Linked DNA regions of Homo sapiens: all the other regions are linked to region 2. Evidence: chromatin contacts called from ENCODE Hi-C data. All regions are on one chromosome and are shown on one strand. Each heading gives the region's core, a stretch centred on a gene start or an enhancer-like site at or near the end of the contact. The rest is flanking DNA. Distances are from core to core; before and after follow the strand shown. Region 1 holds the start of ISOC2 (isochorismatase domain containing 2). Region 2 holds the start of CTU1 (cytosolic thiouridylase subunit 1). Region 3 holds the start of UBE2S (ubiquitin conjugating enzyme E2 S). Region 4 holds the start of FIZ1 (FLT3 interacting zinc finger 1).

What was found. A loop is a pair of places that touch in the nucleus more often than their neighbours do. Pooled maps may share reads with other maps.
Region 1: a loop to region 2 is called in a pooled map, with 13 times the contacts of the local background. The contact joins the promoter of ISOC2 here to the promoter of CTU1 in region 2. A Hi-C loop is called at or near these places in 5 of 50 pooled maps.
Region 3: a loop to region 2 is called in a map of CD8-positive, alpha-beta T cell, with 14 times the contacts of the local background. The contact joins the promoter of UBE2S here to the promoter of CTU1 in region 2. A Hi-C loop is called at or near these places in 1 of 168 maps with a recorded cell type or tissue (CD8-positive, alpha-beta T cell) and 5 of 50 pooled maps.
Region 4: a pooled map shows a loop between it and region 2 (14-fold over the local background). The contact joins the promoter of FIZ1 here to the promoter of CTU1 in region 2. A Hi-C loop is called at or near these places in 6 of 50 pooled maps.

The regions. Positions count from the first base shown.
Region 1 is chr19:55,460,220-55,463,530 of GRCh38, forward strand. ISOC2 (isochorismatase domain containing 2) reads right to left here and starts at 1,423. Exons shown (of 6, transcript NM_001136201.2): 1 at 1,293-1,423. It overlaps C19orf85 (chromosome 19 open reading frame 85), which reads right to left. Exons shown (of 2, transcript NM_001386794.1): 2 at 2,782-3,311. The coding sequence ends at 3,253. RefSeq lists an enhancer at 2,808-3,311.
Region 2 is chr19:51,106,889-51,110,351 of GRCh38, forward strand. It overlaps CTU1 (cytosolic thiouridylase subunit 1), which reads right to left and starts at 1,521. Exons shown (of 3, transcript NM_145232.4): 1 at 1,459-1,521. RefSeq lists an enhancer at 1,487-1,816.
Region 3 is chr19:55,406,262-55,409,847 of GRCh38, forward strand. UBE2S (ubiquitin conjugating enzyme E2 S) reads right to left here and starts at 1,527. Exons shown (of 4, transcript NM_014501.3): 1 at 1,326-1,527; 2 at 554-701. The coding sequence starts at 1,328. It overlaps LOC105372462 (a long non-coding RNA gene), which reads left to right and starts at 1,884. Exons shown (of 3, transcript XR_936075.3): 1 at 1,884-3,586. RefSeq lists enhancers at 990-1,503, 1,860-2,154, 2,176-2,285 and silencers at 1,156-1,625, 1,636-1,695, 1,706-1,755.
Region 4 is chr19:55,597,630-55,601,202 of GRCh38, forward strand. FIZ1 (FLT3 interacting zinc finger 1) reads right to left here and starts at 1,888. Exons shown (of 3, transcript NM_032836.3): 1 at 1,845-1,888; 2 at 1-272. The coding sequence starts at 236. It overlaps ZNF524 (zinc finger protein 524), which reads left to right and starts at 2,659. Exons shown (of 2, transcript NM_153219.4): 1 at 2,659-2,779. RefSeq lists enhancers at 1,259-2,133, 2,134-3,007 and silencers at 1,485-1,904, 2,615-3,164.

The DNA of each region.
Region 1 (3,311 bases), core at 173-2,672, 4.4 Mb after region 2:
TACGAGGAAGCTCTTTAAGTAACAATACGAAAACATGTTTGAGAGAAGTGAAAAAGAAGCAGAACAGTGTGTATGGAATGCTCCTTTTTGTGCCAAAGAAAAAAGGGAGAGGAAAATGTGTCTGTGTTGCCTATATCTATATCTGCTATCTCTGGCAAACAAGCAAGAAACGGGAGACTCAGGCGGGTGAACCAGGCACCGGGGAAGTCTGTAGGAGCCTTTTCACTGGGTCCTATTCTGTTTCTTCTGAATTCTGGACAATGTGCAACAAGTTGTCTAGTCAATACTATATACAATAAAGGGTTGGCATAAAGCCAAAACCCGGCAAAACTGATCTATGGCGTCAGAAGCCAGGACAGTGACTGCCCTTGGACCACAGTGATGGAAACGACGACGGCGGGAGATCCTGGGATGTGGCGCATGTTTGACTTTTTTCTTTGGATACTTGTTTACACCAGGGTGCTCCCTTTATAAATATTTATTTAAGCTGTGTATTTGCAAACCGTTCGATTTTCTGCGTTTGTGGTATTATTCCAGAAAAAGTGTTCAAAATGCAAAATACAAAGATGGCTTCAGGCCCCCGCCGTGCGGTTGAACTGGAGGCAAAAGGCCAGAGAGCAGGAGGTCGGCGCTGGGGCCCAGTGGGACAGGGGAGAGTCAGGAAGGGGCAGCTGGGACGGTGGGGAAAGTCGGGGAGAAAGGCCCCCAGTTTCTGGTCGAGCGAGGGGCATGATCTGAAGATTCATAGGGGATCCCGGGGAGGGGAACTGGTTTTTGGGAGATGAAAAATTGGGGTGAGGGTGGGTGTGTGAGAGAGAGAGATGTGAAGGGGAGGTCTGGGCTGGAGAGGGTTGGGCGTGTCCTGCGGAACGAGGAGAGATTCAGCCTGGGTGGAGGGTACCCAAGGCCAAAGGGGGCGTGGCTGGAGGTGGGCGGCAACAGGGGGCGGGGTAGGGCCGTTGATTTCCCCACCCGGTCTCGGAAACCCGGCCTTGGAGCCCGGACTTCCTGGCTGTGTGACCTTGGGCAAGTTTCTCTTTGTCTTAGCCTCAGTTTTCTCGTCGGAGAAATGGGGATTAAACCTGCCCACCCCCCAGCGCTGTTACAGAGGCGGCAGGCGCGACCCGGGGACGCTTCCAATCTCTGGCCAGCCAATTCTGGCGGGGCCAGGTGGAGTCCTCCTTCTGGTCCTGTGACCTTGGCCCGGGACGCCCAGGCAGAGCCTCAGTTTCCCCATCTGCTAGGCGGTAAGGTCGGTCTCCAAATAGCGCCAGCAGCGAGAGAGGACTTACCCGGAAGGTGCCGGGTTCGAGCCCGGAACGGCCCCTCTGCAGGTGAGGCGGGGGCACCCTCACCTCTCGGCTCTCGGACGGCCACCGCTGAGGCCTCTTGCGGGCTTCCCAGGGCTGGTTACCGTTTCGTTAGGGCTGGACACGTGGCCCACCCCCTGCACCGTCCGTTTTCCGCCCACTTGGGCCCAGCCGTCCAATCGACACTCATCATGCTCTGCCTCGCCGCTCTCTCCGGCCAATCCGCATGTGCCACTGCCTCTGCCCGCAATCGGCGCTCACCAACTCACCCCGCCCCCTGCCTCTCAACCAATCCGCATATGCAGCTGCTTTGCTCCCGCCCCAGGGGGGGCGGTGCCGGCAAGGCTGTCAGTCTCAAGAAAATGATTAGCTCGCAAAGGCGCCGTGGGGGCGGGGCAGCAGGTCGTTCTGCCAATGGAGAGCCGTAGAGGGCGTGAGTGGCGGCCGACGGGGCGGAGTCGCGCGGTGGTCTCCGAAGGCTCAGACTCTGGCTGGAGAGAGGGCGTCTCGGCCGGCCCCATTGCACAGAGCAGACCGCCGAGGCCGGGAGAGAGAGAGAGGGGTCTTACCTAGAGTAGAGGCATGTCTGCGGTTCGAAACCTGGCCCTCTCTCAAGAAACGGAGGCTTACAAAGATACCCAAGCACTTTCCAGGAAGGGGCTGGCTGAGGGAGCGATCAAGTGAGGAATTTGACGCCCCCCTGTCCTTTGCGCTCTGTGCTGCCTCAGTTTCCCCATCTGTACAGCACCTGCCTCCTCGGGTGGTGTTTAGAATAATTTAGACTCTGTGCTTGGAAATGGAGGTTGAGAGAAAGAGAGAATTTCCTATCTGTCTTGGAATAAATCCAAACTCCTCCCAATTCATGGTCGGCCTTCCTGGTCCGTGCAGACCTCGCCTCTCACCACTCCCCCTGCTCACTCCGCTCCAGCCACAGGGGTCTCCTCTTGCTCTTCCCTCAATGTCCCACCGCAGGGCCTTTGCACGTGTGCTGCCTCAGCCTGGAATCCTAGGACTCCCCATGGCCCAACCTTCCAGGCTTTCAAAGCCTTTCCTGACCACCTGGTGTCAGGTAGCCCTTCCATCAGGTCGCTGTTTTTAATTTTTTTGAAACATCAAAAAAAAGAAAAAAATTGCTCTATCACCCAGGCTGGAGTACCATGGTACGATCACAGCTTGCTGCAGCCTCAACCTCCCGGGCTCAAGCGATCCTCCCACCTCAGCCTCCTGAGTAGCTGGGACCACAGGTATGCGCCACCACACCTGACTAATTTTTTAATTTTTTTGTAAAGATGGAGGTCTCACTCTGTTGCCCAGGCTGGTTTTGAACTCCTGGGCTCAAGTGATCCGCCTGCCTTGGCCTCCCAGAGTGCTGCGATTACAGGTGTGAGCCGCCGCACCCGGCCTTGTGTTTTATTTTCTTTTCAGCACTAACTCCAATCTGAATTGGAAATGAATCTTGCTTTTTGAAAAATGCATGGATATACTCTTTTATTGTCTGTTCCCCGCCAAAACACACACATGCACACAGAACAGGGAGCTCCCTGAGGCAGGGGTCCCGTCTGCCTCGTTCACAGCTGAATCCTCAAGTCCTAGACCTGGGCCTGGCCCATAGTAGGCGCTCGATACATCTTTGGGAATAAATGACAGGAGAGCAGACATTAGGCAGAGGTGAGCCTGGGTGAGAGTGAGGGGTGGATGCCCAGATGGGGCTAGGCAGAAGGAAGGGGGAAGGCAGGAAAGCAAGAAGAGGTGGAGGTGGGGCCCCTGGGCCCAGGAGGAGACCCCTGAGGCAGTGGTCTGAAGTGGGGGTCTGGGTTGGTTTATTTTCCCAGGGGCTGCCAGGAAGGGAGTGGACAGGTTGGGGGCTCCTGGAGAGGGCTGTAGAGCCGTCGTGGAGGGGCCTCTGGCTTGTCCTGGGTTCTGGGCTGGGTTGTGATTGGCCTCATGGGGAGCTGGTCCCCCAACCCTCGGGGATCCCCTGAGAATCCCAGGCACGAGGCA
Region 2 (3,463 bases), core at 271-2,770:
TGGGGCACCTTAAAGATGTTCAGACCCTAAGCGCCCAGACAACCTATTTCTTCCTCGAAAGGCAGAAACCTGTTCTTGCCCATCTGTTCCCTCTCTTCTGAGAGCAGCCACCACCTTTCATCCAGCCCATCTGCAGGACAGGACGTAACGTCACCCTGGACTCATCTCTCCTCACCCCCTAAATCTACAGTCACCCAGTCCTGGGGGGTCCACGTCCTGAGGAAGGGAGACGCTCGCAGGGGACAAGGCTGCACAAGTTAGCAGAGCCTCATAGGCCATGATGTGGAATTTTAGGTTTATTCAGGAGGAGATGGGAGCCTTGGGAGGTTTTTGAACAGTAAAGTGGTATGATCTGGCATGTTTTAAAAGGATTCCTAGACTGGTCAACATAGCGAGACCCCATCTCTAAAAAAATAAATAAATAAATTAGCTGCACCTGGTGGCACAGGCCTGTAGTACCAGCTACTCAGGAAGCCAAGGCAGGAGGATCACTTGAGCCCAGGAGGTCAAGGCTGCAGTGAGCCATGATCGCACCAGTGCACTCCAGCGTGGGTGATAGAGTGAGACCTTGTCTCAAATAAAAAAAGTGGGATTCGTTTGGCTGCTGTGTGGGGAGGACTGTTGGTTGTCAGGGACAAGGACAGAAGGCTGGAGGTCAGCACACTAGACAGGAGTGCTGGCAGTAGAGGTGGGAAGAAGTGAAATTTTGGATCTATTTTGAAGGTGGAGCCCACAGGACTTGTATAAGACTGATTGGAGTGGGGACTGGGGCAACGACGAGAGAAAGTGATGAAGGGTAACTTTGAGGTTCTGGCCTGAGCATTGGAGGGACGGTGGGGCCATTTTGTGAGGTGAGAAGACCAGGAATTCCATTTGGCCACGTCAGGTTTGACATGCATGTTAAGCGTCTTCCCTCAAAGACTTTATGGACCCTCGTCACTGAGTCGAGCGCCTCCACCAGGGCCCTCAGAGCTGCCCTGATCCTGACTAGCTGTCACTGGTGACAGGTCTGTCTCTCTGCTTCAAGGCAGGGACAGGGTTGGTCTGGTGCCCTCGCTCCCGCCGCCCTGCGCAGAGTCGGTGCTCAGTAAGTATCTGTAGGATGAGGGAATAATAAGTGCTCCCAGAAGAGAGGCCGCGGACCCCAGGGATGCCTCTGGATTGCAGCCTTGTCAAAAGGACAGATAATGTGTGGCATGGGGGCGGGGACAGGCAGATAGTAACATAGGGGCGGGGGCAAGCAGATGGTCTTATCCTGTCTTGGGGAAGGGAGTGGCCCGGTAAGAGACAGGCCGGACCGCAGCGTTCAAAGTGGGAATCCTGGCTACAAGGCCTCAGGGACACGGGCGCTGGGAAATCACAGAGGCCTTACGCTCGAAGAGACCCTCAACCCTCCCACGGCACCGCAACAAAGAGCCGGAGTCCACATGCCGACCCACCGCAGGAGGAAATACTCACCCGGGCAGAACTCAGTGCTGGGATGCCCACACTGCCCACCACGCGGAAGCCTGGCCCGGAAGTGACTCCGAGACTACCACTCCCATAAGGTCTTGGGGCTTTCTTGCCTAGAACTCCCAGAAGCCCATGCGACACTTCCGCTGGATGCGCCTACGGCTCCGGGGTCCCGCTTGGCCTACAACTCCCAGAAACACTTGCATTGCTCTTTCTGCCGCTCCCAAAATACACTGCTCCCCCTCCCCCCGCGTTTACTTTCTGCGCCTGCGCGCGGCCGCAGGGAGCGGCGGAGCTGCGTGTACTGTTGTCATGGCAGCGCGCTGTCACCCGGCAGGTTGCTGGATGGGCGAAGTAGTTGTATTCTGATTAACTGATTTTGTGGGATTATTATAGGATTTTAAGGGGATTACAGGGCCTATGATTTCTGCCCTTTGAGGCGGGGTTGCGGGTGGGAATTGAAGGTGGAACTGCAGGGGTTGGTCGCTAGTGTAAAAGGCGCAGATAGCGCATGCGTAGAGCAGACTTCGAGGATTGGAGTGGAACTCCGCGCGCACGCGGGGGCTGTCGTGATGCGCGTGCTGGAGACCCAGACTCTAAACAGAAGGATCCAAAGACCCTTCTCACCTAACCCAGGAGCCCAGAGGCTCAGAGACTCAGACCCTTGAGACTAAGGGGGTTAAAAACGCAGACCCCTGGCACCAAAGCACCTGAGAGAACCAGTAGACCTGGAGACAACCGTCTGCACCCTAGACACAGGGATCTGGAGGCCTCCACCCTCCCCACAAGGCCCAAGGGTCTTGAAGACCCCGGTGACTCAAATACCGGGGCACAAGGAGTTTAAGGACTCAGATATCTGAGACCCTTGAGATCCAGGTCCCCAAACCTAGGTCCTCGAAAAAACTGAGGCTCAAAATTCCTCTAGACGGCGCGGTGGCTTACACCTGTAATCCCAGCACTTTGGGAGGCCGAGGCGGGTGGATCACGAGGTCAAAAGATGGAGACCATCCTGGCCAACATGGTGAAACCTCATCTCTACTAAAAATACAAAAATTAGCTGGGCGTAGTGGTGCGCGCCTGTAGTCCCAGCTACTCGGGAGGCTGAGGCAGGAGAATGGCTTGAACCCAGAAGGCAGAGGTTGCAGTGAGCCGAGATCGCGCCACTGCACTCCAGCCTGGCCACAGAGTGAGACTCTGTCTCAAAAAAAAAAAAAAAATCCTCTAGATTAAGGGACCACCAGAGCCTTAGACTGAGATGTGGAGATGTGCAGAGAGCCCCAGGATGTGTAGGTCTACGGCCGGTGATGACGTGAGAAGGAACCCCATGCACCCTGTAGCCCATTTTTTTCCCCCATAACAGGAAACCATGATGCCTTCCTTTCATATTAAATGAGCTCCGTGAGGTCACTCTTAAGCCTTATCATGGGCCAGTTCTGTTCATCTGTGTGCGTTGGTTCATTTGTTGAATTTATTTCCTGAGGTCTCCTTGTGCCAGGCTGCCCCTGGGCTAGGTTTAGGTGACACAAATGAATCAGACTTGGTTACTGTCCTCTGAGCATCCCCCACCCCTTACACCACCACCCTGTCCTCCTGGTGGGGGAGACAGGGACTTAGTCAATATGGAGTGATAAAGCTTGACATGGAAGTGTTAAGAGCCTTGAAAGCTCAATTTCAATCACTGCCAGCCAGGGTGTCAGAAAAAAAAAAAATTCAACAAAGGCTGCTATGTGCCATGCATCATCTCAGTTTGTTCATCTGTGAAAGGGGGGCAATAATAGCCTGCCTCATAGGATTTATGCGAAGTCAAATTGAATTAACAACACCTCTAAAGAATTTAGAACAGCTTCTGGCACATAGTATGTGCTCAACAAGTGGTTATTATTCTCATCTCAATTCTCATAACATTAAGATTATATGTTACATATGAGTTGGGTACAACTGTAATTCTTCTTCTTCTTTTTTTTTTTTTTTTTTTGAGATGGAGTCTCACTATGTCACCCAGGCTGGAGTG
Region 3 (3,586 bases), core at 277-2,776, 4.3 Mb after region 2:
CCATTCCTTCACAGGCTCTGCTCAAATCCTGACTTTGTAGGAATTCTGGTGATAACAGAAATGTAGCCTGCATGAAACAGTATTCTAAATCACTCCGCAAATCATGTGACCCGCAAATCATTCATGACCCGTCTCCCCACGATCTGCATCTGGCTTGTTTCCTCATCCCTGACACTCACAGCAGGATGGAGTTTGAGATCACCTGGCCCACCCTCCCAGGCCCTTGCTGACACCATTCCCACCACCTGGAGCTCTCTTCCCATTCCTACTTAATTCCTACCCACCCTCAGGTCCAGGGAAGCCATGTCTGAAAGCCTTGCTTCAAATCTAGAGTACCGTCCCATGATATACTAACTCAATGACCAGATATTTCTCAACCCTTGTGGGAAAAGAGTACATAATTGTCATTTGTGGCGTCCTGCCCTGTCCACCAATGCATCCCAACACCTGACACGAGGCCAGCCTGTAATGGGTACTTCCCGCTAGGGTGATCTAGAGCAGGGTGATGGAGGATCTAAGCAGCAGCCCCTTCTCTTTTTCCTTCCAAACTCACCAGGGCCCTCGATGGTGACCTGGAGGTCGGTGAGGTCCTCCTCGTTGGGAAAGACCTTGATGCCATCGGGTGGGTCTGCGGTCAGTGTCGTCACCTCCTTGTACACCAGGCGGATGATGTGCGGGGGTAGGTTCTCCACGTTGGAGTTCTGGGCACGGATGGGAGAGCAGGGTGAGCGAGTGTTAAGAGCTGGGCTTCCCGCAGGGCCTAAAGATGCTGAGACTGCCCAAGTCTTGACTCAGTGGCCCCAGGCTGTCAATCACCCTTGAACTCCCAGACCCTCACCCAGGATGCTTCAGGCCATCAGCCCAGGCAGAGTTTCCAACAGAAATGGGGGCGGGTTCACGGGGGGGCTTGCAGATAACTCCACCCACCCCAGAACCCCCCCCCCAAAGCCCGCTCCTAACCCTGCTTGGTCCCCAGTGGTTCCACGTAGGCCAGAGATCTACTCTCTCCCCCTTCTCCACTAATTTTTGGTTAGAGCATCCTTGAAACCCCGGCTCAGGTCTGGAGATGGCGGCGGGGCGTCCTTGCTCCTGGTAACACCCATGGGCGGGCCGCAAAGCGCCCGGAGCCCTCGCCGCCAGGGAGACTGCGGGCCGCCCGAGCTCCTGCTCCGCCTGCGGGAAGGCCCTCGGGCCCATCCCGGGTCAGGGACCCCCAGGCTGGCCCTCAAACCCCTCAAGGCCGCCCGTCGGAGGCCCCTGAGACTCCACCTCCTCCCTCAGGGACACCCCCGACCACCTTCATGGGCCTCATCGCCCGTGCTCACCATGGCTGCGGCCGGCCGGGGGCGGGTCCCCCCGGCCCCCTTCCTGCGTTCTTCGGTCCGCCGGCCGGGGCGGGGGGCCCAACTGCTGCCGCTGCGGCCCTGGAGAGGCCCCGGCGGCCCCGCTCCGCTCCCCGCTGCCTCCGACGTCCGCCGCGCACAGCGTAGACCAACCCGCCGCCCCGGTGCCCGGCAGCACTGAGCCGGCCGCGCGCGCACCACTGCCTCTTTATAACCGCCCGCAGGCCACGCCCTCCGCGGCCCCTCAGCTCCGAGCCTCAACCGTGACGTCAGCGCGCACGTTCCTTGGTTTTCGACGCGCTCGCTCCCTTCCCCGCAAACTATGGTCAGAAGCGAGGGAAGTGGCGGAGAGGGCTGGGTAGCGGGCCGGCCAATGGGGGCCCGCGGGGGTCGGGAGGGTTCTCAAAGAACGGAGGGGCTGAAAAGGGGAAGAAGAGAGGAAGGGGGACGGGGAAGGCGACGCGGCCGCTGATTGGACCGTTTGAATGAGACGCCGCCACGGCCCGGCATACGCGCGGGCGCGCCCTGACGCTGAGGAAGTCGCGCACGCGACTAACGGTCTTCCTGGGGGCCGGAGCGTGGCGAGGGGAGGCGGGACTCGGGGTTTTAAACGCGTGATGGAAGGCGCTCGGGCCAATAGGGATGCGCTTTAGTGACTGGTGGGTCACGAGACTCGCATGGGCCAATGACTGATAGAGACCGGTCAGAGGGCGACCCAGTTTCGTGCAGATCAAACCGCTGCCAGCCAACGAAATCCGTTGATTTTTGTATATGCAAATGAAGTGTGCGCTGCCGCCCGCGCCCCCTCCTTTGAGCCGTGGTGGAGGTGGGCGCTGGAACTCCGACTACATTTTTCTATGAGGCGCCATTTTGTGCTGGAAATGCTCTTGGACCCACGTCCTGTATTGCTAAGGCTCAAAGATCAGTCAGAATGACCTTGAAGGCTTGGACAGCCTTGCACTCCGTGTGTGACCCCCACTCCTGCCAGGCTTCATCGAAGACGCCAGCCTCAGTTTCCTTATGTGACAAATGGGCACTGGGATCCGTTGTATTGCCAGGGAAAGAAGTCAGAGAGTGCCAAGACGGTTATTCACGGCATGGTTATGCCTATGACTGACCCATGGCCTCCAGCCACACCCGCCTTCTCTGGGACTCAGTTTCCCTCTCTAGGAAATGGACACATAGCTGCCTGGAAAAGGGACCATCTCCAGCCCTCAGTGTCAGTAAAAACGTCAGGCAATTGCTTGAGAACGGTGGCCAGAGCTCCCTGAGCAGGCCTTTTGGAGGGGCTTAGAGAGGAGGAGGGAATGCTGAAGTTGGCCTTCCTTTGCTCATCTGTGCAGTGCGGTCGCAGTGCCCTCTCGGTGTCTCTGCCAGTCTGTGCGTCCACAGCTCTTCTTAGTTTCTTGGCCTTTTTCAGCCATGGATGAGAGCATTAACATCTGGGCCTAATTTGGCCACAGGTACCTGAAAAGACCCCTGGCTACCAGCTTCCCCTCATGGGGCCTCAGCTTCTGAAGAAGGAATAAGGAAGGTGTGAAAGAAATCTACATGGCCAAGGCCAGGCGTGGTAGCTCACGCCTGTAATCCCAGCACTTTGGGAGGCTGAAGCTGGCAGATCACCTGAGGTCAGGAGTTTGAGACCAGCCTGGCCAACATGGTGAAACCCCATCTGTACTAAAAATACAAAAATTAGCCAGGTGTGTTGATGCAGCCCTGTAATCCCAGCTACTCGTGAGGCTGAGATGGGAGAATCGGTTAAAGCCGGGATGTGGAGGTTGCAGTGAACTGAGATCTCGCCACTGCACCCCAGCCTGGGCAACAGAGCAAGACCCTGTCTCAAAAAACAAAAAAGCAAAAAAAAAAAAAAAACCAAAAAACAAAACCTACATGGTCGGGTACAGTGACTACGCCCATAATCCCAGCACTTTGGGAGGCCAAGGTAGGTCGATCACTTGAGCCCAGGAGTTCAAGACCAGCCTGGGCAACATAGTGAGAGACCCCCACCAATATGTACAAAACAAACAAACCCAAAACAACTGAAGAAACAGCTACAGCATAAAAAGTCATCATCATAACTAGTTTGTGGAGAAATGGCTTCAGGTGATCCCTTCCTGCTCCCTCACCCCAGGTCCAATCTATACCAGTTCCTGTTGACGTCATCTACTGAATCTCATCACGTCCCCCCATCCGCTATGCCACCAGTCCTGCTTAGAGTCAACGTCATCCCATTTTGCCGATAA
Region 4 (3,573 bases), core at 638-3,137, 4.5 Mb after region 2:
TAGGGCCGCTCCCCGGTGTGCGAGCGCAGGTGGTTGGCTAGGTTGAAGCTGTGCTTGAAACCCTTGCCGCAGCGCGGACATGCGTGGGGCTTGAGCGCTGTGTGCCGGGCAAAGTGGCGCCGCAGGTCTGAGCGGTAGCGGAAGCTCTTGCCACATTCACTGCAGTGAAACGGGACCCTGGGGGCGGCAGCGGCGGGCGGTGCTGGTGCAGGGGTTGGGGCGGGGACGTCATCCATGGTGGCGGGGAATACAGTGGTATGTGGGGGCTCTCTCTGGAGTAGTGGGGAGACAGAGGAGCAGGTGAGGGGGTCGGCTCCCCATCAGCTCTCTCCTCCCAGGTTCCCAGACCCACCACCTGTCCCCTGGGAGACCCTCCCACTGCCCACCTCTCTAAGCCACTCTCATTGTTCTTTAAAATCCTCCTACTCTCTTAGAAACCCTTCTCTCGCGGCTCCACGCCTGTGGCAAAATCTTCCTAATCACTTCATAGTCTCCTCACTCCACGGAGTGTTTTTAAGCCTCTCCTCGCTCTTCGCCAATGCGCGGCCACTGCTCTCTGTGCCCCTCCCACTGTAATTTAAGCCTCTCCCACTCTTCCTTAAGTCCCACCTACTCCCTTCAAAGTCCCCCACAATGTTCCCTAAGGATCTTGTATTCTTTGCCAAGCCCTTTTCCTTCCAAAAGGCCCTCCCACTCCCCTCTAAGCTCCTCCCACTCCTCTTCCAGGATGACCACTTAGCGAATGGGAGGGCAAAGATTTGGGGCTAAGCACACTGGAGTCATCCTTGCAGGGAGACCAGAATTACTCCTGTAACATCAGATAATAAAAATTCTTCATCTGTAAAATGGGAATAGTAGTACCTACCTCATGGAGTGGTGGCGAGAATTAAGTAAAATTGTGGCAATAAATGCTACGTGCCCACTTAAGCTGGTGCACAGCAAAGACGCAACAAGTAAGCTGTTTGGATGACTATTATCCCGTAAGTTCCTCCTGGATTCCTCCTTAAGTCCTACCATGATTGCTAAGTTATTTGACTTATCTAAGCCCCTCTCGGGTCCACTAAGACCCACTTCCAAAACTCCACCCAATTTTTCCTTTAAAGAAGCCACATCCTTTCTAAGACTCTCCACTGGACTCCCGTCACCTTCTCAGGCCTTCTCTACGAAGTCTATTCCCATCCCCTGCAAGTCCTTTCCACATTCATTATAAAGACCTGATAGTTGCATTAAACCCCTCCAAATTACACCCTTAAACTCCACCCCCCTCACTAGGCCTACCTACTTCTCTAAGCCACACCCCAGACAAACTCCATCCCTTCTACTCTAAACTCCTCCCTCCTGCTTCCTGGGCTCCCTTTACCCAACCAGCCTCAATGAGTTTCCTTCCACCCCTCAATCCAGGGCCTACCCACCATTCCTTCTGAGCCACGCCCCTTTATCAAACCCCACCTCTTTGCCTAAGACCCTCCCATTTTCTATCCAGACTCTCCCTCCTCCACGCCCCTCCCACTTCCACTCTAAGCTCCGCCCAACTCAGGCTCCTCCCAGCCCTTGCTCCGCCCCAGCAGCCACTAGGCCCCGCCTCCTCCTCCACCCCGCAGCCTGAGGAGCGGGCCCCCCCACTTGCCCAGTCTGCTCCAGGCCCCAGGCCCCGAGAGCCGGCCTTTTGTGCCCCTCCCCCTGCCCCTAAAAGGTGCAGCCCTGGGCGCCCGGTTGGGGGGCAGGTCGGGCAGGCCCCGGGGCCAGGCGAGTCCACCTCGCTCGTACGGAGCGTTGGTCCTGGAGACCCGGGGCGGCCCCGGGAGGCCGGGGAAGTCCGTCGGCTTTCCTCTTTAATTACTTACACCTCCCTCTGGGCGCCGACATTTTGGGCAGCGGGGGCAGCGTCACTTCCACCCGGGGGGCCCCTCGACTTCCGCCTCAGCTCCCTTCCCCCGCCGTACTCCCCCTTTCTCCCGCCCTCTTGGCTCCCCTTCCTCATCCCCGCCCTTCTCCCTCTTTCCCTTTCCTTTCCCAGCCCTGGAGGTTGAAGAAGCCAGGCCCGCGCCATCTTGGGTGAGGGCAGCGGGAAGGGGCGGGGCTTAGGGACACCCACGGCGCCATACAGACTAAGGGCAAGGAGCTGAGAGCGAGGGGGCTTCTCCGTGGCGACACTAGGCGATGCTAACGTAAATGAGAGCAGATACTATTTCTTTTTCACAGCCTCGGACTCCTCCGATTAGGATGTACAGTTGGACTAGGGAAAAAAAAAGAAAGCGAAGTGCGCCAACTGCAATACAGAGCTGGAAAAGACCGGCACCATCTTATCCACTTAGCACTCCATGGGCTTCGAAGCCTGTCCGGTGCCATGTTAATTACGGGCACTGGGCAGCCATTTTCCCGCTCCTCATCATTCGGTATCTGTCTTTGGGTCACCCGACTGTGGGCTTTGTGAGAGGAAAGGCGTTTCGAGGTGGTTGGGGATGTGGTGCTGGGTTATTTCCCACTGGGGACACACCAGGGCCGCCGGTGCGCAGGCGCGGCTTCCGGGCGTGGCCGCGACCGGTCGTTAGGACCCAGCGAGTCCCCTTTGTTTCCCGCGGGCGCGCAGGCGGGCGGGAAGGGCAGGAAGGGAGGGGCCCGGCGCTTCTCCGAGGGGCGGGGCCGGCACCGCGCGCCGCCGCCCCCGCCTCGCCGCCGCCGAGGGGCAGGGCCCCCTCACCCCCTCCCCTTCCCACGCGCCGGCCCCGTTGCCCCCGCGCGCGCGCACACTCGCGAGCCCCGGCGACATGCAAATGAGGTACCCGAGAGGCGGGGGGCGCAGGCGGGAGGGGGGGTGTGGGGGTAGGGGAGGCCGGGCCGCGCGCTCCCGGAGCGCGCCTCCAACACCTGTTCCTGCTCCCGCGCTCGCGCCCCGCGAAGCCGTCCGGGCGCGCGCGCGCAGACCCCCTTCCTGGCAGCCCCCGCCGCCCGCTTACCCGGCGCCGCTCATTGGCCGTCGCCCCCGCAGGGCCCGCCCCGCGCTTGGGCTTCGCAGCTCGGGGGCCGATGGGCGCGTCAGTACCGGGGCGAGGGGACGGGGAGGGTCGGGGGACCAGTCTCCCCCTTTCCACCGTTCCAAAGACCAGACTCCTAGACTAGGCTACCCCGTGGGAGCGAACCGTATGGAAAGGTGGTTGCTCCTCTCTGGACAGCAGTCTATGTGGCTGTTAAAGGGGAGGGGGGGGTGCAGGGGGGCACCTGCAGCACCTGCTTCCAGCTGCACCTGTGCCTCCCCTTCCCCTCCGTTACACCCCAATCCCATGCTCCCAGTATCTGAGTGGGCGCCGGGAAGATGGTGGTGGCGTTGGTGAAGTTTATTGAGTGCTTACTGTGCACCAGGCAGTGTTCGAGGGGCATTTTAAAGCCCACTGTCTTATTCGATTCTCCTGACAACCCTGGTTTATTCACTTTTCAGAGGAGGAAACTGGCAAAGTCAATTGCTAGTTATAGGCAGAGCTGAATTCAAACCCAGGACTGAGCCCTCGTAATGTCCCCTTTCCTCCTTGGGTTTATTTGTTCTCCATTCTCTGGGACATTCGGGTCACAAGACCT